2 separate regions of the Homo sapiens genome follow, and region 1 is linked to region 2. Evidence: chromatin contacts called from ENCODE Hi-C data. All regions are on one chromosome and are shown on one strand. The core of a region is the stretch at or near the end of the contact, and the rest is flanking DNA. Distances in the headings are between cores, read along the strand shown.

Region 1 (2,836 bases), core at 62-2,561, 940 kb before region 2:
AGCAATAGTTCAAGGTATAGGTCAAAATGGAATTTCTTATGCCTTTCCTTTCTACATAGACACAGTGACAGTCTGATCTCTCTTTCTTTTCCCTACACCAAAGAGCTGGGGTTACAGGCCTGAGCCACTGAGCCCCGCCCCCCCACCTTTTTTTTTTTTTTTTTTTTGAGCCAGAGTTTGCTCTCATTGCCCAGGCTGGAGTGCAATGCTGTGATCTTGGCTCACCGCAACTTCCACCTCCTGGATTCAAGCAATTCTCCTGCCTCAGCCTCCTGAGTAGCTGGGATTACAGGCAAATGCCACCACACCTGGTTAATTTTGTATTTTTAGTAGAGACGGGGTTTCTCCATGTTGGTCAGGCTGGTCTCAAACTTCTGACCTCAGGTGATCTGCCCGCCTCGGCCTCCCAAAGTGCTGTGATTACAGGAGTTAGCTGCTGCACCTGGCATTAACTGTTATATTTTCTTTTCTTTCTTTTTTTTTTTTTTGAGATGGAGTCTTGCTCTGTCACCCAGGCTGTAGTGCTGTGGCACGACCTCGGCTCACTGCAACCTCTGCCTCCCAGGTTCAAGCAATTCTCCTGCCTCAGTCTCCTGAGTAGCTGGGATTACAGGCATGCACCACCACGCCTGGCTAGTTTTTGTATTTTTAGTAGAGACGGGGTTTCACCATATTGGTCAGGCTGGTCTCGAACTCCTGACCTCAGTTGATTCACCCTCCTTGGCCTCCCAAAGTGCTGGGATTACAGGCTTGAGCCACCGTGCCCAGCCTCAACTGTTATGTTTTCAACTTAGTATTTCTTGTCGGTTCTTTTTGGTGTTTTTGTGTTCATTTGTTTCATAGTTCTAGTATCTTCCTTATATCTTTTAATGTGTTTATTGGGCTAATTAAAAATTCTTATTTTGAAGAATTTCAGTTCATGGCTTTTTCTTTTCAAAGTGGTGATGCTTGTTATTGTGGCCTGGAAATTTATTCCCTTAATGGGTATATTCTGTTTGGCCAGGCAGGCCCCAGTGAGCTCAGGGCACGGGGGTAGATGAGCCTCAAGGAGGTTCCGAAAAAAGACAGCCAATTATGCCTCATCCCATGAGACAACTCCTTGGGTCAATTTTCACACATTGCTCTCCAGAGAGAAGCAGCATTACAAGGACTCATCCCCAAAATGTTACTCCCCAGCCTGGGTGTTTGGAAGAGGGTGGATGAGTAGGCAACTGCTGGAAGCCAGTTAGTCTTTCTCAGCATTTCACAAACACAGGATGTCTGGGCAGCCCTGATTTGACTGCAAGTATGCCCAGAGCAGAGATCTGAGTCATTGCAGATGTGGAGGCAGACACCATTTGTTCCAAGGCGATGGTGCAGAACCCCCATGGCTCTGTTTTTATCTTCCCATTTCAAAACAGCACACCCCTTCCCATCACCTCAAGAGCTTTTTCACACCTTTTCCTGCAGGAAAGGCCGGCAGTATGCCAATGCAACACCTTGCTTGACTCTGGCCTGGCTCTGTATCATGACATATCCCCAGCATCTGTTTACTTATCTGTCTCTGCTCTATTCCCAGCATCTCTTTACTTATCTGTCTCCACTCCATGACTGAGCATATTTGTCAGGGAAGCAGTTTGCCCAGGGTAGGAAAGAGCAATTTTATTCCTACAAATATCAGGCTTTTTGGGTTAGGTTGAGAACAACATGTTTATTTACTCAGCAGGCATTTTAGACCTGAACTGTAACAGGACACTGGTTCCCCACGCAAAGCTGTCAGGCCCCACCTTTCCAGAAAAGAAGGGGTGGTATTGGCCTGTTTCTAGGTGCACCCAAGCCATGACCTGCAGGAAAAAGTCCACGTCTCTCCCTCCCCACAACCCACATTCTGTAGTCCAGGGTCACCCGAGAGAGCCTGTACAGTGTTATATTTACTTTGTGGTATGTCTTAAGGCATGGGTCCCTTATTTTATTATAAATTTCCATGTTATCTGTTTCAGGCCCTGCTCACCTGAGCCCAGTGGACTGTTGGCAAAAATGTATTTGAGGAGATTTATTCTGAGCCAAATATGAGTGATCAGTGGCCCATGACACAGCCCTCAGGAGATCCTGAGAGCAGGTGCCCAAGGTGCTAAGACACAGCCTAGTTTTATATATTTTAGGGAGACATGAGACATCAGTCAAATACATATAGGACTTACATTGGTTCCATATGGAAGGGCAGGACAACTTGAAGTTCTTGTGGGGAGTGTATCCAGGTCACATGCAGATTTTAAATTTTTTCTGATTGGCAATTGGTTGAAAGAGTTGTTTAGGGGCCATGGCTCACGCCTGTAATCCCAGCACTTTGGGAGGCGGAGGCGGGTGGATGACCTGAGGTCAGGAGTTCGAGACCAGCTTGGCCAACATGGAGAAACCCCGTGTCTACTAAAAATACAAAATTGGCTGGTTGTGGTTGTGCATGCCTGTAATCCCAGCTACTCAGCAGGCTGAGGCAGGGGAATCACTTGAACCCGGGAGGCAGAGGTTGTGGTGAGCTGAGATGGGGCCACTGCACTCCAGTCTGGGCCACAGAGCGAGACTCTGTCTAGGAAAAAAAAAAGAAGAAGAAAGAGTTATTATCAGTAGAAAGGAATGTCTGGGTTATGATAAGCAGTTGTTGAGACCAAGGTTTTATCAGGCAGATGAAGCTTCCAGGTAGCAAACTTCAGAGAAAATAGATTGTAAATGTTTCTTACCAGACTTAAGATCTGTGTTGATGTTAATGCTGGTTGGCTTTTCCTGAATTCCAAAAGGGAGGAGGTTATAATGATGCTTGTGTGACCTGCTCTTCCGTCATGTCCTGAACTAGATTTTC
Region 2 (2,904 bases), core at 183-2,682:
GGCACATGGAATTGGTGAGGATCCTGCAGGTCCTCAGCAGGATGCGAGGAGTGGCCTCCCAGGGACAGGAAGAGCCAAGAGCAGCAGGAGTACAGCAGTGTGAGAAAGAAAATGCCGGTCAGACCATGTGAGGTGGCTCACGCCTGTAATCCCAGCACTTTGGGAGGCCAAGGCAGAAGGATTACTTGAGGTCAGGAGTTTGAGACCAGCCTGGCCAACATGGTGAAACCCTGTCTCTACTAAAAATACAAAAATTAGCACATGCCTGTAATCCCAGCACTTTGGGAGGCCAAGGTGGGTGGATTCCTTGAGCTCAGGAGTTCAATACTAGCCTGGGCAACATGACAAAATCCTGTCTCTACAAAAAATAAAACAAAACAAAAATGTAGTGGGCGTGGTGGTGCGTGCCTGTAGTCCCAGTTACCTGGGAGGCTGAGGTGGGAGGATCGTCTGAGCTGTGGTGAGCCATGACTGTGCCACTGGGCAACAGAGCAAGACACTGTCTCAAAAAAAAAAAATGAGAAGAAGAAGGAAAGAAAATGCTGGAGTGTGCAGAGTATTCCGAGGAGAAACAAGAGACTGCCTTTTTGTCCCTTTGAGATTCCTGCACTGTGTGATAAAGGCTACTCAAGTGCAGGCAATTTAAAGAAAAGAAGAAACAAAGAGGCCTGCTTGAAGCCAGCCCCAGCACTCTCCTCTGTCTGAAGGGGCAGCCAGGCTCACTGAGCACAGTACAGCCCCCGCAGCAGGCTGCTCAGGCTGGAGGGTGCCCCAGAGACTGTCCAGTGCAGATGCTGACACCAGGGGCCCCAGGACACGCCTGAGGTGACGCACCAGGGCAGCAGCAGAGTCAGGCCCCCAGCCTGGGTCCCAGCTCCTGCCTTCCCCGCACCTCAGTGGAGAAACCACCACAGCGTCGGCCCGTGCCAGCCTGGGGGCGAGCCACACTCCCTCTCTGTGCAAGCCTCGGTTTCCTCCTTTGACGTCCTATGAACGGGTGAAGGGGCCATGACCTCTGGGAAAGGATGAGCAAGGGTCCGGAGTTGTAAAGACAAAGCCATGCTCCCAGGACAGTCCTTCGTGACCTTGAGCAGGTCACTATCCCACCAGGCCTCAGTTTACTCACTCCTAAGATGGGGTTGATGACAACACACCCAGGTTGCTGGGTAGCCGTGAAGACCAAACAAGTCCATGCACACAAAATCCCCAGCACAAAAGGGGTCAGATCGGTGGGACTCTGGCCCCAGGCTCCCACACTGTGGGGCAGGCCCCATGCTCAGGCTTTAAGAGGCCATGACAGGGCAGGGGGACCCACAAGTGATGCTCAGCCCTCCCAGAGCATCAGAAGAATGGGACATTCCTTGCACCAGGATCGTAGGCTGTGCTCCAAAGGTCCCCACGTGGGCCCGGCTCGAGGTCAGCAAGGCCATTGCCAGCCACCTGCACTGTCGACAGGCCAGTGCTGCTGCTCCTGCAGAACGGAAAACAAACCTGAACAAACGCCATCTGTGCTTCACTGTTATCACTACGTGTTGTGTTGTGTTGTGTTGTGTTGTGTTGTATTGTATTGTACTGTATTCTATTGTATTCTATTGTATTGTATTCTATTGTATTGTATTCTATTGTATTGTATTCTATTGTATTGATTGTATTGTATTTATTTTTGAGACGATTCTCTCTCTATTGCCCAGGCTGGAGTGCAGTGGTGCGATCCCGGCTCACTGCAAGCTCCGCCTCCCGGGTTCATGCCATTCTCCTGCCTCAGCCTCCCGAGTAGCTGGGACTACAGACACCTGCCACCACGCCCGGTTAATTTTTTGTGTGTTTTTAGTAGAGACGGGGTTTTACCGTGTTAGACAGGATGGTCTCGAGCTCCTGACCTCATGATCCACCCGCCTCGGCCTCCCAAAGTGCTGGGATTACAGGCGTGAGCCACCGTGCCTGGCCTACTTCTATTTTTTTTAAACAGACAGGGTCTCACTCTGTCACCCAGGCTGGAGTGCTGTGGCACTCATTGCAGCCTCAACCTCCCAGGCACAAACGATCCTCCCACCTCTGCCTCCTGAGTAGCTGAGACTACAGACGTGTGCCACCATGCCCAGCTAATCTTTTATGTTTTTTGTAGAGATGAGCTCTCCCTATGTTGCCCAGGCTGGTTGTGAACTCCTGCCCTCAAATGATCCTCCTGTCTCGGCCTCCCAAAGGCTGGGATTTATCATTACTATTAAAATCTTACAAAGCATGGGATTGATGATGAGACATACCAAAAACGGGGTTCTTGGTGATGGAAATGCTAGCACAGACATCAGGTTCAAATTCAGTGCTGTCTGGTACCTAGGGGCTCCCTGGACTTGCCAGGTCTCATTCACCCTCAACAGCAGCCCTGAGAGGTAGGTAGGGAGCTGGCCTAGAACCAGCCCTGCCACCTGGAAGTCCCTGCAGACTTTCCCAACGAGTGTCTGCCCGCGCCACCCTGGGGTCTGCCCCAGCCATCCGGGATGCCGTGTGCCATGCCAACGGCAGGAGGCTATGGGTTGACCAGAAGGCTAAGCCAGGCAAGAGCAGAATGACAAGGGGATGGGAGCTGTCTCCATCCCCATACCCAGAGCCGTCCTGGGCAGGCCTCCAACGTGTGCCTCAGCTGCCAACTGACACCGCCAAAGCAACCCTCCCAGGCAGCAGTGCTCCCCAGCCCCCACACACCTCCTGATTAGGTCTGAACACACCGCTGGCATCCACAGCCCCTCGCAGCCCTGCCCCAGTGAGGCAGCCCCCTGGCCTGTCACCGCATCACCGCACACACTGGCACATGTAAACCTTGGGACGGGCCTTGGAAGCCCTTGGGGGCATCAGCACAGTGATGCAGGCAAGGACAGTCAGGGCACTCGATATAGCCGCCAGGAG

What was found. A loop is a pair of places that touch in the nucleus more often than their neighbours do. Pooled maps may share reads with other maps.
Region 1: a map with no recorded cell type shows a loop between it and region 2 (13-fold over the local background). The contact joins two enhancer-like sites. A Hi-C loop is called at or near these places in 1 of 168 maps with a recorded cell type or tissue (right cardiac atrium), 1 of 37 single-sample maps with no recorded cell type and 7 of 50 pooled maps.

Annotation. Positions count from the first base shown.
Region 1 is chr17:22,226,891-22,229,726 of GRCh38, reverse strand. No RefSeq gene overlaps it. Among named protein-coding and RNA genes, the nearest start is that of LINC02002, 38 kb to the left of the region's middle. Within about 2 kb of position 1,311, at least 2 of the 41 ENCODE cell types and tissues checked have a DNase peak (open chromatin) inside an H3K27ac peak, as active enhancers do.
Region 2 is chr17:21,290,004-21,292,907 of GRCh38, reverse strand. The region is part of intron 1 of MAP2K3 (mitogen-activated protein kinase kinase 3); the gene reads right to left. Among named protein-coding and RNA genes, the nearest start is that of MAP2K3, 6.7 kb to the right of the region's middle. Within about 2 kb of position 1,432, at least 2 of the 41 ENCODE cell types and tissues checked have a DNase peak (open chromatin) inside an H3K27ac peak, as active enhancers do.